Linked DNA regions of Homo sapiens: all the other regions are linked to region 1. A link is a contact called in ENCODE Hi-C data. All regions are on one chromosome and are shown on one strand. Each heading gives the region's core, a stretch centred on a gene start or an enhancer-like site at or near the end of the contact. The rest is flanking DNA. Distances are from core to core; before and after follow the strand shown. Region 1 holds the start of TMEM131 (transmembrane protein 131). Region 2 overlaps CRACDL (CRACD like). Region 3 holds the start of MGAT4A (alpha-1,3-mannosyl-glycoprotein 4-beta-N-acetylglucosaminyltransferase A).

Region 1 (3,785 bases), core at 417-2,916:
GCCGGGTTCAAGCGTTTTTCCTGCCTCCGGAGTAGCTGGGATTACAGGCATGCACTACCACGCCCGGCTAATTTTTATATTTTTTAGTAGAGACGGGTTTTCACCATGTTGGCCAGGCTGGTCTCGAACTCCTGACCTCAGGTGATCCGCCCACCTTGGCCTACCAAAGTGCTGGGATTACAGGCGTGAGCCACTGCGCCCTGCCCTAAAATTGCTTTTTAAAATCATTAGGCTAAGGTCATATTTAAATATATATTAATTTATGAATAAATTTAAGTGCTTGCTTGACACAGGGGACTACTTCATAGAGTAGATTCTGGAGTTCCTTTTGTCTTTCTGAAACCTTATTTTCCTATCTAGCTTGTTCTGAGACGTACTGTGGGCAGACTTGGCCTTACACATATATCGACTCACTCAACAAATACAGCTAAGGAAAGTAAAATGTCTCTGGGCTACAAGCTGGGAGGAAGTTACTAAGATGAGTAAAGAAGGACCCCCTCCAAGAGCTTAAATTAAGTCTTGGAGACAACAGCCATGCGCACCAAGAAGCTCAACCTAAGATGAAAAGGGCATCTAAGAGGCGCGAGATGGCTCGTGAAGGTAACAGACGTCTTAAGAATTTTTCCGGGCCCAGCACAGTGGCTCACGCCTGTGATCCCAGCACTCTGGAAGGCCGAGGAAGGCGGACTGCTTGAGCCCAGGAGTTCGAGACCTGCTCGGCCAACATAGTGAGACAGCGTTTCTTAAAAGAAAAAGAAAAATTGGCGTGGCGTGGTGGCGGGTGCCTGTAGTCCCAGACCGCACCACTGCACTCCAGCCTGGGCGGCAGAACCAGACCCTGTCTCAAAAATAAATAAATAATTAAAAAATAAAGAAAAGAAAAAAAAGAATTCTTCCTCGAGAGAGGAAGCCGGCTACTGGATATTCTAAAGAGCAGTCTGTTTGCCCCTGCCTTCTCCATCCAGAGTCACCGACGCTTTCTGCACACGAGGTGTTCCGCGCCAATGTGGGCACAAGCCAAGGCAAGAGGACTCCATCAAGCTCCTCCTGGGTACCATGATTTGGAAGACCCAAGGATGAGTTCAGCGGGCCACCATCCTCAAGGAAGCACCATCAAGAACTGAGTCAGGCCCGGGGTATTCTCGACGTCAAAGCGGTCGAGAGGTGGGGGTGCCACCAGGAAGAGTCACTGGAACGGACCTTCCGCGCTCGTCTCGCGGTCTGTATGCGCACTCACACCCCTGGAAGGCTCTACCACTGTAGGACAGAGCACGGAGGATTGCCCAGGCGCCGGAGAAGAGGTTAGCGCCCCGCAACTCCGCCCCTGCCCCGCCCACGCAACGCGGCGGCTGCGCGGCGAGGCCGCCCCGTCTCCACGTGATTGCCGACACCGCCTCCGCGAAGCAGAAGCCGCCATCATAAGTCCTGGCAGCTGGACCTGGGCCTGCCTCCCTCCTTCTCCTGCGCCAGGTAGCGGTAACGGGCTGGGGTTGTTCTGTCCTGGTTCTGTCTGGCCGTGAAGCCGCAGGCCTCCGAGAGCGGGACGAGGAGGTGGGGCCCAGGGGGCTCCGGGGCGGACAGACTGACCGCCGGACAGCCCAGGTGTCGGCACAGCGTGGGCGGTGCCCAGAGCCGCGCCCCGCCCCTCGCAGGCCAGCGCTCAGGGCTCGCGGGCCGTGCCCGTTTCCAGTATGGCCGCCCGCCGCGCCTGACCCGCGGCCTCTCCGCTCCGACTGCTTGTAGGCGATGCCCAGGCAAAGACCGTGACTGACACTCTCGCTCACACGCACGCACGGACCCAGGCCCACGCTCGGAGATCGAGCCCCGGGCTCGCAACCGTTGTCGCTCCCGGCGCCGCGGCCAGAGCCCGGACCACGGCTTCCGCGCCGCCGCCGCCTCGCCGAGAAGGGCCGCGCCGGACCTCGAGCGCGGCGGCCCCCGGCCGGCAGGGATGGGGAAGCGGGCGGGAGGAGGAGCAACCGGAGCCACCACCGCCGCCGTCTCCACGTCCGCCGGGGCCGGGCTGGAACCTGCGGCCGCCCGTAGCGGGGGCCCGCGGAGCGCGGCCGCCGGCCTCCTAGGCGCGCTGCACCTGGTGATGACCCTCGTAGTGGCTGCGGCGCGGGCCGAGAAGGAAGGTGGGTGTCCCCCGGCGGCGTCCCTGCGGCGGGGCTGTCACCCCGCTCTCGCGGAGGCCGGGAGGGCTGGGCCGGGAGGAAGGGCCGCGGCCGGGGCTCCGGCGCAAAGTTGGGCGGTCGGGTACCGTCCCGAGCCGGGACCTCGCGGCGCCCGCCGCACGGAGTGGCCTTCGCTCTCCGTGATTCCTTCCCGTGCCTTCCCCCGTCTCCTGTCACTGCCATTTCAAAACTTCCTGACTTCTCGTACGTTCTTGCCACTTGGCCCGCTAGGTAGGAGGGGCATATTTTTTGGCTTTATTGCGGCGAATAGGTACATTTTAGGACACTTCTGTTTTCTTGGTTGCGGTTGGTTGCATGCAGACAGAGCTTACTTTAAAATGTGGTAAAAATAGCGAGACACAGCTTAAAAAATTTCACTTTGAATTTGTTCAGACATTTCTTCGAGGGGAAATCTTGGTCCTGTAGCTTCCTCCTTTAGTGTCTCTGCGTTATTGATAACTTTATTATTAGACCTAAATACAATTCCATTTAACTCTTTAGTAAGCTGTTGAAAGCCTGTTTACATTTCTTATTTTAAAATACGTGATTCGGTGCCTTTATCTTTGATGTGAAAGCCTTTAAAAATAAACGTGAAGTTGCCAGCTTGCAAGCATTTATCTATAATTTACAGTTAAGGGCTGGCCCCTATTTTAAAAATCTCATTAGTATTGTACTGCTGCAAAACGGGTACTTGGACAGGGTCAAAAATTATTTTGTAATCTTGAAGACCAAATCAGTGTAATTTCATCTACACTACCTCTTTTTGAGCCAAGGGACATGTGAATGGTCACAGAGCCTTCATGAAGAATTGACTAAGTGAATAGTTTAAAAAAAAAACAAACCACGCAAAACTTGTTAGTTTAGCATTGCACATGAAACTGCCTGTACAAGAAAACAATTTCTTGCCACGGTAATTTTAGAGTTAACATTCTACTTTATGACTAAAGTCACTTGCTTTTTATTGTTGCTGAAGGTGAAAGCAAATACAAACCAAATTAGTATTAAAGTGCAAATGTGCTTCAGTATACTGTTTCTTTTATTTTTGTCCACATTACATTCCCTTATCTAACTCTCTAAGCAACCTTAGTCTGAGTTAACATTGGTGGAAATTATTCAAAGAATTGTCGTCTATAGAAAGGATTAATTGATGGAAGCAAAATTATTTCCAGAATAAAATATTGCCGCTTTAGGACTAGTCGGTCCTGGGGTTGTCATAATACATCATTGGCCACAGATCTGCAGTTAGTTGAGTGTTCTTTCTTATGTGTGATCGTGGCACCTAGCATTTTGGCCTGTAGTGGGTGTTCAGTGAACCCAAAATAGTGCAGTAATTTAATGGACATTTTTTGGGTGGGACTTCAAGTAGACCTTGGTGGGTATTGTGTCCTTGTTTTTCTGTTCCTTTGCTTACCTTGCACAGTGCCAGACACACTGGCGCTTAGCCTTTGAGTGAATGACTGTCTTCATGCGCCCTTAGCACAGGGAATTGAAATAATGGTTGAATCTAGTAAAGCATTAAGTTTGTATTTTCCTTCTACTGCTGCTGATTTTTCCAACAGCCATTTTATATGCTAATAAAAACTTTACTCTGGGTAAAGTTAAGTAAAC
Region 2 (3,785 bases), core at 682-3,181, 870 kb before region 1:
ACATTCACCTCAATGAATGTGTAAACAGGTCGCTGTTATGAAAGCTGTCATGCTTTGCAGTCTAAGACATGAATTGTATTCAGGGGTGTTCGTGCAGGCTTAGGTGGCCCATGTGAACATAGGCTCATGTGTGCATATATAGAGTATACACTGTGTTGGATAGCTGTATGCATGCCTAGCTAAGTTAGTTAATTTGTCCATTTATAGGGACTCTGAATACCACTAAATCAACTGTTATGTAGGTAGTTTCTAAAAAATAGTGTAGTTTATATAAGATACTATTTATATGCTTATAAACTATGCTGTTTATCTCATGGCTGACTGAGTGTTGGAATGAAGCTATGGTATTTTCTTGCAAAGAAGCAGCCCAGCAAGTTGTGGCCTGCCATTCTCTCTAGATGCCCTCACTGTCCCTGCCCTGCCCACGGCTGAGGGGAAGCCTGGGGAAGTAAACCAGGCCTCTAAGCAGGGGCCTCCTCTGCTTCTATATTCCTTTACTCCCAAACCGAGGGGTCTGCAAAGCCCAGCAGACTTCAGCTCTGTGTGGCTATAGGGTAGATGATGTTTATAGGAAGACACTAGGCAAGAAGAACTCAGGCTAAAGAAATGTGACATTGTCTAGCTGAGTCATAGATTTTGAAAGAAGTCTGTCCTTGAGGCATTAATGTGTTGGGTGATCATTAAGAAGTGATTCTGCTGGTCACGGTGGCTCACACCTGTAATCCCAGCACTTTGGGAGGCTGAGGCGGGGGATCACCTGAGGTCAGGAGTTCGAGACCAGCCTGGCCAACATGGTGAAACCCTGTCTCTAATTAAAAAAAAAATACAAAAAATTAGCCTGCGTGGTGGTGCGTGCCTGTAATCCCGGCTACTCAGGAGGCTGAGGCAGGAGAATCACTTGAACCCAGGAGGAGGAGGTTGCAGTGAGCCAAGATCATGCCATTGTACTCCAGCCTGGGCATCAAGAGTGAAACTCTGTCTCAAAAAAAAAAAAAAAAAAAAAAAAAAAAAGAAGAAGTGATTGTTTCATCTATCAGGTGTTACTGCTAAGTGCCTCTGGATCATTTGCTCATTCATTCATTCATTCATTTAACAATATTTATTGAGCACTACCATGCAGCTGTTCTATGCTGGTGACATGTTATCTCTCCTCATGGAGTTAGTCTTCCAGTTTTACCTACTTAGCAAGAAAGGGGCTTTCTCTAGGCCACGCCTTACTTTAGTTTTTAAACATCAGACAAACAGTAACTACAGGGCAATAAGATACTTCAAATCTGACCAGCCAAGTTCCTTTACTCGCCCTTCTTGCTTTACTTAGAGCTCTGTCATTTAGCATCTGAATATTCTCTAGTTTCAGCCCTTTGATTATGAGATTTCTTTGCTTTCTTTTCTCTTATATGTCAGAGCAGATCTGTCTCTCTGTCCTCGCTATCCTTTCTGACAAGAGGACAGAGAAGGTTTTGCACACAAGTGGATGACAGCTTCAGAGAGCAGGAGGTGGGAGGCAGAGGTGAGTGGATCACCTGAGGTCGGTGGTGGGCACCTGTAATCCCAGCTGCCCAGGAGGCTGAGGCAGGAGAATCACTTGAACCCAGGAGACAGAGGTTGTAGTGAGCTGAGGTTGCGCCACTGCACTCTAGGCTGGGCAACAAGAGCGAAACTCCGTCTCAAAAAAAAAAAAAAAAAAAGCAGAAAGTCCTCTTGACACCTTCAGGGAGAAAGGGTTGGCTGCAGTGAGGTCCGGTCTTGACGCCTCTTTGGTGTGGGTACAGCTGTCAAGTCCCTCTGCTTTTGAGGATAATAATATCATTAAGCAGCAAGCTGGCACAATTTTTGAACAGAGATTTCTCACAGGAACTCTGCAAGCATTTCACATTCCATTTGCTTCAGTAATGTGAAACTTATTTTTCTAAAAAAAGGTACAGGCAGATCTTGGCATGACTCACTAGAGAACAATAGTTAAGTCATAATTTATTTTCATCTTTTTCCCCAGGAAAGGGAAAAATTGATTAAAAGTATGGGGAATGTAACCAGGCGTGAATCTGTAAAGGGGAAATGGATCAAAGAATCACACAAACATGTATACATGTAAAATGGGTAAGTTTTGTGAACAAAAGGCACAGGGTCTCCCATAGTATGTCGCGGGAGGTCTTGACACATCCTGAAGGGACAGATTGGTCTTCCTGCGGAAGTGGAATGAAAGCTGAAATCTGAAGGATGAGTAGGAGTAAGACCAAAGTGGAATGTGCAGGGAACATCAAGTTCAAGCAGAAGGAACAACATCTGCAAAGGCTCCAAGCTGGAAGGAAACGGAGTGCTATTGGTGGAGGGAGAGCAGGGCTGAGGCACGCATTCTGCTGGTGTGCACAGGGCTTGGGTTGGAGTCCAGCCCACCACCTCCTCTTGTTGACGTTTGTGTCTGTCCACGTTTGTGTTTTCCCCTATTCCTGCCTGCACCTCCAGTCTTCTCCATGAGATTGCATCCCTCTTCCTGTAACAGTTGTTTCAGTGTGAGTTTGCTGGAAACAAATTGTATCAACTTTTCTTTTCTGAAAATGTCTTTATTTCATCCTTTTTCCGCAGCTTTGATGACATATTAGTTACATATCATAAAGTTCACCTGTTTAAAATGTATAATCAGGCCAGGCGCAGTGGTTCATGCCTGTAATCCCAGCACTTTGGGAGGCCAAGGCCTGTGGATCACCTGAGGTCAGGAGTTCAAAACCAGCTTGGCCAGCATGGTGAAACCCCGTCTCTACTAAAAATGCAAAAATTAGCCAGGCATGGTGGTGGCTGCCTGTAGTCCCAGCTACTCCAGAGGCTAGGGCAGGAGAATTGCTTGAACCTAGGAGGCGGAGGTTGCAGTGAGCCGAGATCGTGCCGCTGCACTCAAACCTGGGTGATGGAACGAGACTCCGTCTCAAAAAAAAAAAAAAAAGGGTACAATCAATGGGTTTTTGTTAAAGAGTTGTGCACCAAGGAACACAATCTAATTTTAGAACATTTCCATTTCCCCAGAAAGAAACCTTGTGCCCATTAGCAGTCACTCCCATTCTACCTGTGTTTCCCCAGCATCCCTCTCCCCACCTCTTTGCAACCACTAATCTACTCTGTGTCTCTGTGGATTTGCCTAGTCTGGACATTTCGTGTAAGTGGAATCATGCAGTATGTGGCCTTTTGTAGCTGCCTTCTTTCACTTAGGTTAATGTGTTCAAGATTCATCCAGATTGTAGCATATATCATTACTTTATTCCTTTTTCTTGATGGATAATATTTCATTACATATATGTAACATGTTTTTTATTCTATCTATCCAGAGATGGATATTTGGGTTATTTCTACTTTTTGATTATTATATAAATAATGCTGCTATGAACATTGGTGTACAGGTTTTTTTGTGCACGTTTTAGTTGTGGTAAAATGCACATAACATAAAACTTACCATCTTAATCATTTTAAGTGGTATTAAGTGCGTTCAGATTGTTGTGCAGTCATCATCACTGTCCACCCCCAGAACTCTTTTTGGGGTCTTGCAAAATGGAAACACTACGCATTAAAAAGTAACTTCCTAATCCCTTCTCCCTCAGCCCCTGGCAGTCACCATTTTACTTTCTGATGCTACGATTTTGACTACTCTGAGTACCTCATATAGGTGGAATCTAGTTTTGAGACTAATAATTCCAGGTGCTTCTTGACTTACGATGGGGTTATGTCCTGATATACCCATCATAAATTGAAAATGTCATTAAGTTGAAAATGCACAGCTGACTGGAGACTTGGTGCCA
Region 3 (3,785 bases), core at 377-2,876, 740 kb before region 1:
GGGAAAGACCCTCCCCCATGATTCAATTACCTCCCACCAGGTTCCTCCCACCACACAGGAATTGTGGGATTTACAATTCAAGATGATATTTGGGTGGGGACACAGCCAAACCGGAAGTAGAGAGAAAACACACTCAAAGTAGAGGGAAGAGCTGTCATTGGATATCATGGCTGTGATCCCCCAAGTTGTGTCCACAGTGCTGGGCAGTGGACAGATCTTTTGGTATGGTTCCCCTAAACTAGTAAGAGACTATGGGAGCAGGGATGTTACGTGTCTCTTCCTGAAGTTTTAAATTAGCCGTCATGGAGAAACCTCAACATGGGAAGGCTGATAACTCCATGCATGTTCTAGCTGATTATTAATTATTCTTATCTTGAGATAAAAATAATGGAATTTATCGGAGGTGGGGAGGGGACCCTGTTCTGATTGATGCCTCTTAAGAGTTTTCGATTATTGAAATTACTGTTTTCTGAAAAGAATCTACTTATTACTTTGGGAGTTTGGCAGGAACAAGGCTGCCTCCTTGATCTTTGGCCCCTCAATTCCCTTACAGGTTACTCGGTAGGATTGCTGTAAGGATTATTGCGGCAATAAAGTTAACACATCCCTTGTTTTTGAACCATTACCAGCTGTGTGACCTTGGGCAAGCCCTTTCACCTCTCAGCTAGTTTCCTCTTATGAAAAATGGGGAATAAATTTAAAACATGAGATATGCAATAAACGATCTAACACCCATGCCTGCTATACGGTTGCCTGCTATACAGTTAAGTATTCAAAAGAGGACGTACCCAGGGGTAGTTACTGTTAGCACAAGTCCTATGGATACTATGAAAAACAGGGACAGACCACCCAGGCTTTCTACAAACGAGTCAGTTTTTTGCCTTTGAAGTTAACCTCTAACCTTGTGAAACGGCGACAGATAAGGACATGGGGTTCAAGAAAACGGGGCATAGTGGAAAATCAGGGGCATTAGCACCCAACGATGTGCGTTGAAACCCTAGTTGTTTTTCTCCTTCCCAGTTGCTGAAATCAGCCCTTCTGGCCGATTCGCGGGGTTCTCACCGGGAAGTTGGGGCTGTCGCGACCGTCCGCGGGGCCTCGGGAGCTCCTGTGGGGCTGGGCCCGGGACCTGTCCCCGGGGAGGCCGCCCAGTTTGGGCGGCCCGGAGCGGGGCGCGCCGCTGGGAAGGGGCCGGGTCGAGGCAGGCAGGCGCCTGGGAGCTGGGGCAGCCCCGGGTGGTCGGGTCGCGCGCCGAGGCGCAGGCCGAGGGCTCGCCCGGGCCTTTGTTGGCCGCCGGAGCGGTCCCTGCACGCGCCGGGAGGATCTCAGCCAGATGTGGCAGCGGGGCGGCGGGGAGCAGGCCGGCGCCCAGAGCTGGGACCCGAGACCGCGGCTCCGCTCCGGACCTCGCCGTGACACCGATGAGCCGGGCCAGCCTCCCGAACGCTCCGCAGGCTGCGTGGCGGCGCCCCTAAGTGACAGTCGCGCGGGCCACTGGTGGGGCGCGGGGCGCGGGGCGCGGGGCCCGCGGGGCCGGCCAATGGCTGGCGGGGTCGGGGCGGCCCGGCGGGGCGGGGCGGGGCGGGCGCTCCAGCGGCGGGGGCGGAGCCGGCGGGGCGGGCGGGGCGGCCCGCAGCGGCGGCGGCAGCGGCGGCGGCGGCTACAGCAGCTCCGCCGGCAGCCGCGGGAGCACGGCGACGCCAGCGGCGGGTGAGGGGCTCGCGGCGGCAGCGGCGGCGCGCGGGGGCGGGAGGGGGCGCGGGGCGGCTGCGCGGAGGGCGCGGGAGTTGGGGGCGGCGCCGGCGGCCGGGCTGGCGGCCCCGGGCTGCGGGAGATCCACCTGCTGGTAAAGGAGCCTACTGCGCCGCGGCCCGGCCGGAGCTCTGTGCGGGGGAGCTGTTGGCGCCTCTGGGCGCGGGGCCGGCTCCGGGAGCGGCTGGGCCTCGGGGGCGGGCGGCGGGGCGCGGGCCGGGCCGTCCTCCCAGCGTCCCTGCCCCGCACCGCGCACCCCTCGGGGTCGCGCGCCCTCTCTGCGGCCGGCTCGGCGCCTGGTGCGTTCCTGGCGCTCCCCGGCGTGGCGGGGCTCGGCGACTTTGGGGGAAAGTGGAGCAAAGTGCTGATCCGGGGGGTGCGGAGGGGGAGGGACAGCTGCCTGTGGGACCCGGGGGCTGCGCGGGAGTCGGCGCTTTCGCGGGGGCCGCGGGGCAGGTGGGCGGGGCCGGACGGTCCGAGGCGCAGGGGCAGGGGCTGCTCCCGAGGGGACCGGCCGTGCAGCCTTCGCAGGGAATTTTCACACAAAGTGAAGGGCTGCGGGGCCCGCGTGAAAGAGCAGCCCCCGTTTCCCCAGGCCTCAGCTCTCTCCGTAATGAGGAAGCTGCAGTAGGACCCTGAGGCTGGGTCTCGGTGACTCCACCAAGTGTGCCAGGTGACATCTCGGAGGCGAGCTTTTCTGAGCTGGCAGTCGAGCCACTTGCACACCCGCCTTTATTCCTCGCAACAGTGTGTTTCTCTGGAGCGGTTTCATTGCCTACATTCCGCATTGGAAAATAGAAGCAGGCACAATGTATGCTTTGAATGCTTTCCACGTATTTTGCTGTTGTGCTTTTGCTGTTGGACAGATTATTTGATAAAAGATAATGACAGTCGTTCGTTGGAACGTAGACTGTAAATTTAGAATAAAAATATGCGTTTTGTGGTTTATGTTTCTTTTTCTGAATGTTTAAAAAACAGTTTGATGAACAGGTTATCTTGACATAGATTTCTTTAACCCACACGTGTAAACCCGAAAACGCACTGGGCGATGACATTACGTAAGCTGTATTAAAGAAAACTACTGACCCGTTTATAAATGGCAAATAAATGAATTTTGCCACAATTGTGGTGTGTAAAGTTATATAGGCTTACGTCATGGATTTTATTGATTCCAGATATCAGGGATTATTGTGCCTTTCATTCTTAAGTCACCTCTACCCTGTCTGTGGGATGCTGATTAAGGAAGATGCCAAACGTTCGGCAAAGTGTTCTCAGCCGTGGACTATATTGAGTATTTCAGAGAACACTTTAAAATAAGTAAAGGTTTTGTATCCAATAATAAAATGAAGACTGAAGCCCTTAAAGGATTGCTAACAAAACAGTCTGATGTCTAGAGTTGAAAGTTCCATTCACCTTTGGGAGGGTGGAGAAATGACTAGCAATTTTAGCCACTACCTTTTTTTGTTGTTGTTAAAGATTCAAACGTGTTAGATTATAGTCTCCGAGAATATTAAGGGGCTAGATTAAAATTTTTGCAAATGTGGACACTAATAAAAATGTGGGTCACCTGTGTCTTACAAGCCAGCCTGTGAATTATGTCTCATAATTGAAGAGTGAGTAGATCCTTGGTTTTACTCTTGTCCGAAGAGTTTCTTCACTTGTGCCGTGCAGTTAAACTTATTAGCTGGGAAACCCTAATTAAAAATGTATGACTACATTCTTACTGAGTAAAACACGCATATTTTTCTTGCAAAATTTCAGGGCTTATTTGCTAGTAGAATTTATTGTAAGTATCTTCAGAGTTTCATAACTTACTGGATCCAGTATTTTTTTTTTTTCATATATTAGGGGTAGTATATCAATAGTTTACTTTGGTTTTAGAGTTCATTTACTTGTCTCTATGCATTTCTACGGAATGTTTTTACAAGCTTTATTTGTATTTAGTAAAACTTTTAAAATATCCTTAACTATATGATGTGCGCTCTACCTCCCCGTTATTATGAATTGAGTGCTTACTCTAATAACCTGTATGC

Evidence for each region. A loop is a pair of places that touch in the nucleus more often than their neighbours do. Pooled maps may share reads with other maps.
Region 2: a loop to region 1 is called in a map of chondrocyte, with 5 times the contacts of the local background. The contact joins the enhancer-like site here to the promoter of TMEM131 in region 1. A Hi-C loop is called at or near these places in 1 of 168 maps with a recorded cell type or tissue (chondrocyte).
Region 3: a loop to region 1 is called in a map of CD8-positive, alpha-beta T cell, with 4 times the contacts of the local background. The contact joins the promoter of MGAT4A here to the promoter of TMEM131 in region 1. A Hi-C loop is called at or near these places in 2 of 168 maps with a recorded cell type or tissue (CD8-positive, alpha-beta T cell and naive thymus-derived CD4-positive, alpha-beta T cell) and 7 of 50 pooled maps.

The regions. Positions count from the first base shown.
Region 1 is chr2:97,993,829-97,997,613 of GRCh38, reverse strand. TMEM131 (transmembrane protein 131) reads left to right here and starts at 1,666. Exons shown (of 41, transcript NM_015348.2): 1 at 1,666-2,138. The coding sequence starts at 1,952. RefSeq lists enhancers at 957-1,236, 1,407-1,920, 3,553-3,632 and silencers at 1,457-1,706, 1,817-2,376.
Region 2 is chr2:98,863,702-98,867,486 of GRCh38, reverse strand. All of the region lies in intron 1 of CRACDL (CRACD like), which reads left to right. Among named protein-coding and RNA genes, the nearest start is that of CRACDL, 71 kb to the left of the region's middle. Within about 2 kb of position 1,931, at least 3 of the 41 ENCODE cell types and tissues checked have a DNase peak (open chromatin) inside an H3K27ac peak, as active enhancers do.
Region 3 is chr2:98,728,973-98,732,757 of GRCh38, reverse strand. It overlaps MGAT4A (alpha-1,3-mannosyl-glycoprotein 4-beta-N-acetylglucosaminyltransferase A), which reads left to right and starts at 1,626. Exons shown (of 16, transcript NM_012214.3): 1 at 1,626-1,710. It overlaps LOC107985922 (a long non-coding RNA gene), which reads right to left and starts at 1,477. Exons shown (of 2, transcript XR_007087150.1): 1 at 1,063-1,477. RefSeq lists silencers at 678-972, 1,079-1,268, 1,289-1,618.